2 separate regions of the Homo sapiens genome follow, and region 2 is linked to region 1. The links are chromatin loops, found by intact Hi-C in ENCODE. Cell type or tissue: A673. All regions are shown on one strand. Each heading gives the region's core, and the rest is flanking DNA. Links, peaks and the distances in the headings are about the cores only.

What was found. Hi-C counts contacts between places; a loop is a spot of excess contacts. Peaks named below come from ENCODE experiments on the same cell type or tissue, not always from the same donor. Only the 100,000 strongest peaks of a DNase experiment are listed, where the experiment ranks them.
Region 2: it touches region 1 in a loop (2.5-fold over the local background); 1 of 110 quality-filtered maps calls a loop at or near these places.

The regions. Positions count from the first base shown.
Region 1 is chr6:20,753,628-20,759,106 of GRCh38, forward strand. CDKAL1 (CDKAL1 threonylcarbamoyladenosine tRNA methylthiotransferase) reads left to right here. Exons shown (of 16, transcript NM_017774.3): 7 at 4,968-5,016. Among named protein-coding and RNA genes, the nearest start is that of CDKAL1, 220 kb to the left of the region's middle. In A673, for the core only: no CTCF peak of the experiment used is centred there; DNase peaks (open chromatin) are centred at 2,994, 3,344 and 4,374; H3K27ac peaks cover 4,132 bases.
Region 2 is chr6:21,185,650-21,191,128 of GRCh38, forward strand. All of the region lies in intron 13 of CDKAL1 (CDKAL1 threonylcarbamoyladenosine tRNA methylthiotransferase), which reads left to right. Among named protein-coding and RNA genes, the nearest start is that of LINC00581, 320 kb to the right of the region's middle. RefSeq lists an enhancer at 161-887. In A673, for the core only: no CTCF peak of the experiment used is centred there; DNase peaks (open chromatin) are centred at 512, 3,392 and 4,232; H3K27ac peaks cover 4,617 bases.

The sequences.
Region 1 (5,479 bases), core at 113-5,112:
CTGTCTTAGTGATGCGTTGCTGTATTTCGTTGTATGCATATGCCACATGTTGTTAATCTGAATGGATACTTCCGTTCCCAGTTTTTGCCTATTATGAATAATGCTATTATGAACATTTGTGTACAAGTTTTTTTATGGACATGTTTTCATTTTTCTTGGAGTTATAACTAGGATTGACATTACTAAATTATATGGTAACTGTTTATTTAATCATTTGAGGAACAGGCAGCTTATTTTCCAAAGTGCTGCATCATTTTACTGCATTCCCATCAGCAATGTATGAAGGTTCCAATTTCTCCACATTTTCACCAACACTCGTTATTATCTGTATGTGTGTGTGTGTGTGTGTGTGTGTGTGTGTGTATTTTAAGAGACAGGGTCTCACTCTGTCACCTACGCTGGAGTCCAGTGGTGTGATCATAGGTCACTGTAATTTTGAACTCCTGGGCTCAAGCGGTCTTTCCCCCTTAGCCTCTCAAGTATTTAGGACTACAGGTGAGCACCACTGTGCCCAGCTAATTTTTAAAAATTTTTTGTAGAGACAGGATCTCGCTGTGTTGCCCAAGCTGGGCTCAAACTCCTGGCCTTAAAGTGATCTTCCCATATTGGCCTCCCAAAGTGCTGGGATTACAGGTGTGAGCAACTGCACCTGGCCTGCCTGTCTTTTTGTTGGTAGTCATCCTACTGGGTGTGAAGTAGTATCTCATTGTGTTTTTTCAGTAGTGGTAAACTACACATAAAATACAATTGACCACTGTAACCATTTTTAACTGATGTGGAGTACATTTACATTGTTGTGTAGTCATCACCACTATCCATCTCTAGAATATTTTCATTTTCTCATACTAAAACTCTATACCCATTAAGCAATAGCTCCCTATTCCTACGTTACGGTTCTGATTTGCATTTCCTGGTTGGCTAATGATGTTGAGCATCTTTTCATATATTTATTGGCCATAAGTATATTTTCCTTGGAAAAGTGTCTGTTCAGATTATTTTCCCATTTTTAATTGGGTTGTCTTTTTATTATTGAGTTGTAGAAGTTCTTCATAAATTCTAGATATAAGTTCCTTACCAGATATGTGATTTATAAAAGTTTTCTCTCATTTTCTGTGTTGTCATGTTACTTTGTTGATGTTGTCCTTTGAAGTACCAAATGGTTTGAATTTTGATGATATCCAATTTATTTTTTCTTTTGTTGTTTTTGTTGTTTGTGCTTTGGCATTACATCTAAGAAATCAGTGTCTAATCTAAGGTTCATATAGATTTATGGCTGTGTTTTCTTCTAAGACTTTTATAGTTTTAGCTTACCCTCAACTTTTTAACAGACTGCTTCCTCTGCATGTTCTGACTTTTCTCTAGAAATATGGCTTCTTATTCAGTCCATGTGCTACAAGAGTGGATGCAGTGCTTTTGAGCTTTTATATTTTTAACTGCATAGGAAAACATTTTTCTTTATGGTTTCATCATGGAATTATCTTATATTTTATTCATTTTATTGTCTGTCTTCTATCCTTAATTGATATCTTGGTCATTCACCCACATCCAGTAGGAAATTTGACCAACTCTTTCTTATCCTATTCATGTCTGTATTATCTTTGGCAATCTGAGTGTCTGGATATAATGTCTTGGCAACATTGTCACCTCTCACTTCATCATACATCAGTTCCAGCAGTCATCACCTACACCTTGTTTCAGCAACCTATTCCCATTGCCAGATACTGGACCTTACTATTCTTCAGAAATACTAAATGCCTGTGTCTGTACTCTGGTTATAACTTTCTGTCCTTTTTCTTTTCTCCTTCCTTTTTTTCCCCTTCATTTTTTTCTTTCTCCAACCCCCAGCCACTTCATTTCTTCTTTTCTGGCTCTATTTCTTTCCCTGTTTAACCTATTTGCCAAACTTCGTCTCATCTAAAATGCATAGTTAACTTTCCTTGTTCCATTTTCTTTCTAGTCCATTCCACAAATCTCTTAGTGTTGTTTCATCAGTCCTTTCAACCATCCTGGTATAATTTAGATGCTCAATAATTGATGAGTGAATAAATGGTGGTATTAACAAACCTTGGGTCAGTCTGTTTGTCTGTTTGGCTCCTACTGTAGAACTGCTGGGACTTGAGAAAAATTATAGCTCTACTTGGAGTTATTGTTATAAATTCATGGTCTCATATTTCAACTGGTGTCCCAATATTGTGTGGTGAATTTTATGTGTTCTTAGTCATCACTGTCTCTTGTTGTCTGTAATAGGTATTTGAAAACATTCATTCTGTTATTTTATGATATGCTTTCTAACTCTTAGCAGATGAACTTCTGGTTACTTTACTGAGAAAAATTGAGGGCAACAGGTGGGAATTTGCTTAGATTCTCCCTGACCTCTACAAGAGTACTAGCATCTTTTCCCATGCTTTACCCCTAACCTCTTCTTTCAGGAGACGAAGAGTTGGCCCTTTTCTCACTCTGACTTGTTCTCTATTCATGTTTTAGATTTTGCTCGGTCTACTTCCTGAAGATCATTGCTCCATCACTTGTTTTTCAGTCTACAGCTCCTTTGCCTACTGCCTTTCTCTGCTCAAACTGCAAAAAAAGAAATAAATAGTTACTTGTACGAACCTAAACCAAAATGTAATATATTCAATATTCTCTAGCCATCAAGAGCCTTTCTTCTCCTTCCCTTTCTCCCCAGCTTTTTACTGAGTACAAATTAACTCTCTCTGTTTTCTTACGTATAATTCATTACTACTGAACTCACTGCTTTCCCTAAGTTTGATTCCCGTATTGTTAAATCAAACATATTCATTTTAGTCTGTATACTTATGTCTCTGTAGTATTTGACACTGTTGGTCACTTCCTCCTCTTTGAAATCTTTGTTCTGCTGGCTTCTTCAATCACATTCTGTATGGAAGCCACATGGGCTCTTATAATAAAACCAGGGCCTAATGGTTCCATTGTTTCCTGGTAGATGCATCTCCGGTTGGGTAGGTTTGTTGGGGGCTGAAAACCTAATGTTGTCTGAGATTTACTTACCTTTGGCAGTTTCTCAGTAATTATTGTTGCTGCTGCCATCATGTTGGGCTGAGTGGTCAGACGTAGAATGGAGTTCAGGTCTGCTCTCACAAGCCTTTCCTCATTTTCTGTAAGATACTGAGACCAAAGGAATATTTTTAAGAGAATTACCATTTCCTTCCTTCCTTCCTTCCTTCCTTCCTTCCTTTCTTCCTTCCTTCTCCCCTTCCTTCCTTCCTTCCTTCCTTCCTTCCTTCCTTCCTTCCTTCCTTCCTTCCTTCCTTCCTTCCTTCCCTCCTTCCCTTCCTTCCCTCCTTCCTTCCTTCCTTTCCTTACTGTGTTGCCCAGGCTTGAGTGCAGTGGTGTGATCTCAGCTCACTACAACCTCCACCTCCCATGTTCAAGTTATTATCTTGCCTCAGCCTCCTGAGTAGCTGGGACTAAGGCATGCACCACTACACCTGGCTAATTTTTGTATTTTTAATAGAGATAGGGTTTCACCATGTTGGCCAGGCTGGTCTCGAACTCCTGACCTCAAGTGATCTGCCCCCTCCTAGGCCTCCCAAAATGCTGGAATTATAGGCATGAACCACTGTGGCCAGCCAGCCATTACATTTTTAATAAAGTTTTTTAAACAGGTTCCTCTTGTCTCAGTTGAGTTCATTGCAGAGTTGTATAATAATGAAAGAATAGAAATTTTTTCATCAATAGAGGTATGGATGCATGCATCACATCATGCATCCATACAGAGAGATAGTAAGGTGAATGAAATAGACCTATAGACTGACAATATATAGAAAAAACATCAAGGCACAGGTGTATTTTATACATATGTATAACCCCCTACCAAAGACCCCGGGACCTCACTGTGTTGCCCCAGCTGGTCTTGGTCTATTTTGTATATCTTTTTTATATATTTATTTACACACACACACACACACCCTCTATCATTTGTAAAAGAAGGATAAAACTATAGAACAGACCTATATGTAAATGTTTGATGCCAGAAAATGTCATGGTATCTGCTCATCACACTATTATTAGTGGTTTCATCTGAGGAGTGGAAATACAGCATGAAAGATGTTATGATTTCTTTCAACTGACTTCCATTTTATATTCTATTTTGTTTGACTTTTTTGTGATATTTCTTCTGTAATAAAACAACGGTAATTTAAGGACTTTTAAAGAAGAATCGACTTTGACTTATTCTTTTTTTAGCTTTGTGAATCATAATATTACTTTGCTTTTTTTCATTTTCCTTTTAAACTCTAGCCATGCTTACTCATTCTCAGTGGGTTTCTCCAATCATAATCCTGTTTAATCATAACCCCAGGAGTCATCCTTGGTTCTCTAGGAAGCATTCCTGCATCACTTGGTCTGATTTTATTACCTTTCCTCTGTGTTCCCATGGCAAAGCTTCCTTAGTCTCTGGTGTATAGAACAGAAGCTGTATTATTTGACTTTGTATTTCATGGACCTGAGTACAGTACCCAGCACATGGTAGAAATTCATCAAAAGGGTTTTGAGTATTAAAATAATAAAGATAGAATTTGGAACAGATCTCCTTAATACTAGCATGTTCTTTTTGTGTAGCTTGTCGTTTTATGCCATTTTTTTTCCTGAAGCTCTGTGTGAGAAGACATGTGTTAATTAAACTTAAGTTTCTGTCTCAGGATATGTTGAGTATATGTTGATAGGCTATCCTAAAACAACTCCAGGCAGTTTATTTAAATGCAATATGATATCTTCAGTTATCATTGGAGGACAGGAGAGTGATAATTTCATACTTCATTGAAACACAAAATATTAATATAGGATATTTTTTATAGTGTCTCCAAATACATTAAAGGAAACCTGCATTGATGTGCTTAGAAAATGTGTAACATTGACTCAAGCATAAGGATAAACACAAATTTTGTTTCTTCGTGTAAATTACTTGTGTAATCGTTTTTTTTTTTTTCCAGGTTCAGCAGATAGATCGTGTGGTAGAAGTTGTGGAGGAGACAATTAAAGGTAATCGTTGAAAGTGAGATAAACAGATGTATATATTTTCTGAACTACATAGTAGAAACACCACTCAGGTAACTCTTGCCAGGCACCTTTATAAAAGTTATTGTTTTAGATATAAAATCATAAAATGTTATCCTTGGCTTCATGAATTTGCCAGTCTAATATTGGAGGCAGGCACTCGCTGTATATTTGTTTGGCTTATAAATGAATCAGGCAAAGAGCAATGGCTTACTCCTGTAACCCCAGCAGTTGGGGCTGGGGCTGAGGCTGAGGCTGAGGCTGGAGGATTCCTGAGGCCAGGAGTTCAAGACCAGCCTGGGCAAGATCCTGGGATCTCTGGGGGAGAAAGTCAGCTTGATGCTGTGGTGTGCACCTGTAGTCCCAGCTACTTAGGAAGTTGAAGCTGGAGGATCATTTGGGTCCAGGAGTTCAAGTCTGCAGTAAGCTATAATCATGTAACTGCACT
Region 2 (5,479 bases), core at 301-5,300, 430 kb after region 1:
TGCCTGTGTGTGCACATAGCAAATTACTGGTTGCAATAAAATTTGTTAGAATTTCAATTTGGCTTCATTAAGTCTGAGACAGTGAAGTAATACTAAGGGAGAAATAGAATAGGTGAAGAGAAATAAATACTAGATCAATTTTCTTTCAAGAAAGACGTTTTAGAAGAAGTAGTATTCATTTTTTAGGTCATCATTGACATTTCTCAATATTATATTCCTATAAACTGCATATCAGGACTTGTATGTGCTTGAGGAAGCTACATTTTCACAGCAGGAGAGGAAATCAGAATAAAGCATTGAGATGCAGGTGCACAGTAATACAAGTGGGCTCTTTCCCCTGCAGCCTGAATGCCTGGCCAATAATGCAGAAGCTCTTGGAGCCGGGCTCTCAGGGTCTCCCGGAGCTAAGCCAAGAAGTATGGGGGTGGGGCAGGGGGGGTCAGGAGAGAATAATTGTTATTCAGTCTTCTTTAATGAGATGTATTGCCCACTGCTGAAAGATTGTGGCAGTGCCTTTTGTTATGCTAATTAGACACCATTAGAGCTTGGCTCTCTTTGATTTCTGCTTAATCTTTTCTGCTTCCTCAGCCTCAATCCTGACTGGCAAATGGTTGAAAGATGGTGGGGTGTACTGCACGTGTTATTTATTGCTCACATCTATGCTGAGTTCTTTGGGGAATGGGGGGGAATGTAAGATTTATCTTACCAAAGGCAGTTCCTATTTTGGACGTTCATTTTTGGCTTATTTTTAAAAAATGAATTTTTTGATAATGATTACTTTCTGCCTTTTAAGTCCAAATGCCACTGTTTTTTATATGGTTGCTTTTGCAGCCACACTGAATGGAAAATGACAGATTGGAAAATGTAGATGGCCTCTCCTTGGTTGCCTGATTTTCCCTAAAAACAGTGAGCAAGCTGATCATGCCATAAGGTTTTAGAGATGCTGTGGTCAACCAGAAAAATGGAAGCAAGAATAATTTAATGGTCAAAAAGAGCAATTTTGCTATTCAAAATTCCTGCCTTTACAGTTTATAGACATGTGTATACATTCCTTCCTAAAACTAAAACATTACATTTACATGATTACCACAGTTAAGAGTGTGGTGAGGTTTTTTTTTTAATTTTTTTGAAAAATGACTAATATCCTTTCTAAAACAGTGAAATGGTAGATTTCCGTTAAATTTTTAAAAACAACATCATAATGTTTTAGAGCAGCCCTCTCCAATAAAAATATGGTATCAACCACAGATGTTACTTCACATTTTTTGATAGCCGCATTAACAGAGTAAAAAGAAACAGGTGAAATTTGTTTGAATAATATATTTTATTTACTCCAGTATATCAAAACTATTATCATTTCAGCCTGTATTCAGTATAGAAATTAATGAGATGTCTTACATTCTTTTATTCATGTGAAATTTTTGAAATCCGGTGTGTACTTTGCACTGGTGTATGTTTGATAACACATCTCAATTGAGATTCGCCACATTTTAAGTGCCCAGTGGCCACATATGGCTAGGACTACTGTATACATGGTGCAGTTTTAAAGTAATTGGGTAATTCACCACTTGCCTAAAACAACTGGCAGGATAGAATCCATTTTTAACATTATAGATTAAATATTATGAGGTATGTGACCTTGACCAAGTCACTTAATCTCTAAGGGACCTGTATTCTCATCTGTAATATGAAGAGTTTGTCCTAAATGATCTCTGAAGTCCTCTCTTCTATCCAATCCAGCTCTGAATTCATGATTTTAAAAATTCTCATTTAGAAGTTGGGTAGGCTGGAGCTTATCCATCCTTTCTCATAATTTAGTATTTGAAAAGAAGCTTTCTTATGCCATAAAGATAATTAGAAAGCGTCCTGCATACCACACCCACACCTTTTTTTCTTCCAAATGTCTGAATCTTTCTTGGAATTATTCTGAGTTTTATACCATTGGTAATGCCTGGTGGTGTAGCTCACTGAGTTGCCTGACTCCCCATGCTTTTGGAATGAGGACTTGGAGCAATGAAGGTGTGAGGGAAGTTGGCAAGTAGTTACTGCAGATTACTAGATTACATAAACAATCTCTCTCTCCAATGCTTTTGCTTTTGCTTTTCTCTTTTTTTAAATTTGGCTTACTTTTTGTGTCGTCAGTGAAACAAAACTTCTACAAGCACCTTCCAAGAAAGTGACCTATTAAATGTTATCACTGGTCACTTATGTACCTTTTGGGGATGGGGAATGTATGAAAAAAATTTTTTCCCAGAAGCACAGCCCAGTTTCATACATATTTTTGCCCATTTGTGAAAAAAAAGGACATTTCCTTATTTTAGTGTTTATTCGTTGAAAATTAAGTGAAACTTTTTTCACATATGTGCTGTATGTAGATAATTTAGATTTTTGGTTTTGAATTGCTTTTTTAGCAGTTTGTTTTTCTGTTGGGAACATTTATTGTTTTCTTACTGTTTTGTAAAGGCTCTTCATATTATATAACCTATAACATGTCATTAGTATATATGTCATACTTGCAATTTTTTTCTATTTGCTTTTTGACTTTGTTTATGACAATCTTAATATACTTTTTTTAATCAGTAGTTAAAAACTTCTCATTTATGGCAACATAGCATTATGTTAAAAATGTTTCATCAACACGTTACATGTCTAATAATTTATATTTCCTCCAAGTATTTTGTGGCTTCTTCTTTTTCATCTTTTCAACTGACAAATAAAATTGTATCTATTTAAGATGCACAACCTACTTTTATGAGTAGGTCCCTTTCTGAGAATCTGCTCTCAAAGAAGACTGGCCTAGACTTGCCAAGTAATGGCTGAGAGAGACCAGTGGGAATAGATCAAGAGGGTGGAAGTGAACGGAAATTCTGTTCAATTTTTAGGTTTGCGCTTTTCATAAAAAAGTTCTACACTTATATCCAGTGTTGGCTCCATGGGCCCTTTCCATGAATCAGATCTCATGGATAGATCTTACTGGCAGTATCTGGCCATAGAACTTCAGTTTTCAATATTGAGCACTTTCCCAGGCTGCCTGGGCATGACAGAGCTTGCCCAGTGTGGGGAAAAACAGACCTGATGTACTTTGTGCCGGCTCTGTGATAGGAGGGTCAACTTGTTTGGGTTTGTTGAGAGGGTAGATTTCATGTTATATGTTCTTACCACAATTTTTTTTTTTAATTCCACAAAAAGCTTTATAGGCAATACCTTTGAATGCTCTAGAATACTCAGAATGTACAGGCAGGTGGTTAAAATGCAGCTGCTTTTTGAACTGGCAGTTTAGGTAGCACTAGATTTGGATCCCTGACGCCAGGCAGGAAGGCATCAGTGTGGCATTTCCTGTGTAACTATTTGCTCTTACTATTGGCTCTCGATCAGCAGATGAAAATAGCTTTGTTACTAAGAATGGGATTTTGCCCCCAGCTGGGAAGAGACTACCTCGGATTGTCTTCCTCTTACTGGGGTAGACACGGCTAGAAGAAAACCAACCAGCGTGAAGAAAAGCACAAGGAGATTCTTGTTAGAAGAAACTTCATGGTCTGATTCAGTAGAACTGCCTCGGGCCTGGTCTTTGTATCTTGTATCACTGCACAAAGAAGGGAAGAATAACTTTTGAAAAGCCAAATTGTTTTACAATTTTTCTTTCTACTTAGGTTATTTCTGAAATGCAAAGAAAGAAGAAATAAAGCTACTAAGATACTCATGGCAATTAATAGATAAGCATATATACTTAAAAATATGGCTACTCCACTTCAAAGGAACATTCTTCCCCTTTTGAGTACATTTATATCTATTAATAAGTGTATCTAAAGAATTTTTTTTCCACAGAGGACAATGTTTTCAAATAATCTAATGAATGCCTTTTTTTGTCATTGTTTAAGAATCAGTTAACCAGTCTAGCGCTTTGAGAATAAACTGTCCAACATCTTCTCTTAAGAACCCTTAAGTAGACCAACAAATTGATGGCTAGCATTTTGAATACGATGGACTTAAAGGCTCATTACTTGTTTTCTATGCTATCATCATTTTTGACACACATTCTTGTGTCATGGCCCTATTTCATTATAGAATGGCATTGTGGAGTAAGGATGATATTAAATTTTAATGTTATTGCTATTATTACTGTTGACCGTTTTTAGCATAAGTATGCCTGGTTCTTTAATTCCAGCTTCTGCAGGGCCAGAAAATAGAAGTGAGCATAAACAGTCAGGAAAATTACTGTATACCCAGGAGACCCAGCATCGCGTGCTCTGCCTGTTGTGAATGAGGAATCAAAATGGAAAGGTTATCATTTTCATTAGCTAGGAAAGAACAAGACCATACTTTTCTCCAAGTGTAATTACAGCGGTTCACTGGCAACATTACACTGCAGTAATTAGTCTAAAGGTGTATGTGAGGGCAGGCTTTTGCACAGACACTAGAAATATTATTTCAGAGTTGAAGGTCACAGCCTTGTATTTAACATGTTCCAGGCAGCTTAGGGGGGAAAAAAAAAAACTAATTTGACTGGAGCTAAAGAAAGACATTTGACATTTCCCAGAGTCATACATTCAGAAACCAGTCAGGTCGAAAAATTGTATTTTATTTTCTACAATAAAAGGCAAAACTTAGCTGCAGAAATAGCATGTCAGAATATTCTGTAGGATAAGCACAGATAAAATTCAAGTTTATTAGAACCATGATGTAAATGATTACAGGAACTTTTGATATGTGTGGGGTTTTTTTTGTTTTTTTTTTTGAGACGGAGTCTCATTCTTGTCGCCCAGGCTGGAGTGCAATGGCGTGATCTCAGCTCACTGCACCATCTGCCTCCCAGGTTCAAGCGATTCTCCTGCCTCAGCCTCCCGAGTAGCTGGGATTACAGGCATCTGCCACCGCACCTGGCTAATTTTTGTATTTTTGTAGAGATGGAGTTTCATCATGTTGGCTAAGCTGGTCTTGAACTCCTGACCTCAGGTGATCCACCCGCCTCGGCCTCCCAAAGTTCTGGGATTACAGGCGTGAGCCGCTGCGCCCGGGCTGATATGTGTTTTAATCTTTGCCTTAGGAAGAGAATGGACAGAAAAAATAATTGTCAGCAGCTCTTAAAGGGAAACAAAATAGTTTCTTTCTTCCTTAACACCATTTTCAAGAAACAAATGTCTATCTTACACAGGTCCATATATCTACGTCCTTTGTGAATTTTTTGTTACTCTATTTAAATAGTAATATTGAAATCTTTTTGTAACTCAGCATCTCAGAATAGAAATTGATTGACATTATTTTCCAAAGCCACGTCAGGCTTTCTGTTTAAGTAAAGTGAAAGTAAGAAGAAAAAAAAGTTATAAAGAGAAGAGCAACTTTACATACAGTTTATGTTTAAAGCCATATATGAGTTTAAGAGAAACCTTTTGCTTTTTCTAGTCCAAAGAATACTTTTGCAAGCAACATTTCTTACTGAGTTAAAAGTATTAGCCCAAATACCCTGATGTCTTTGTTTAAT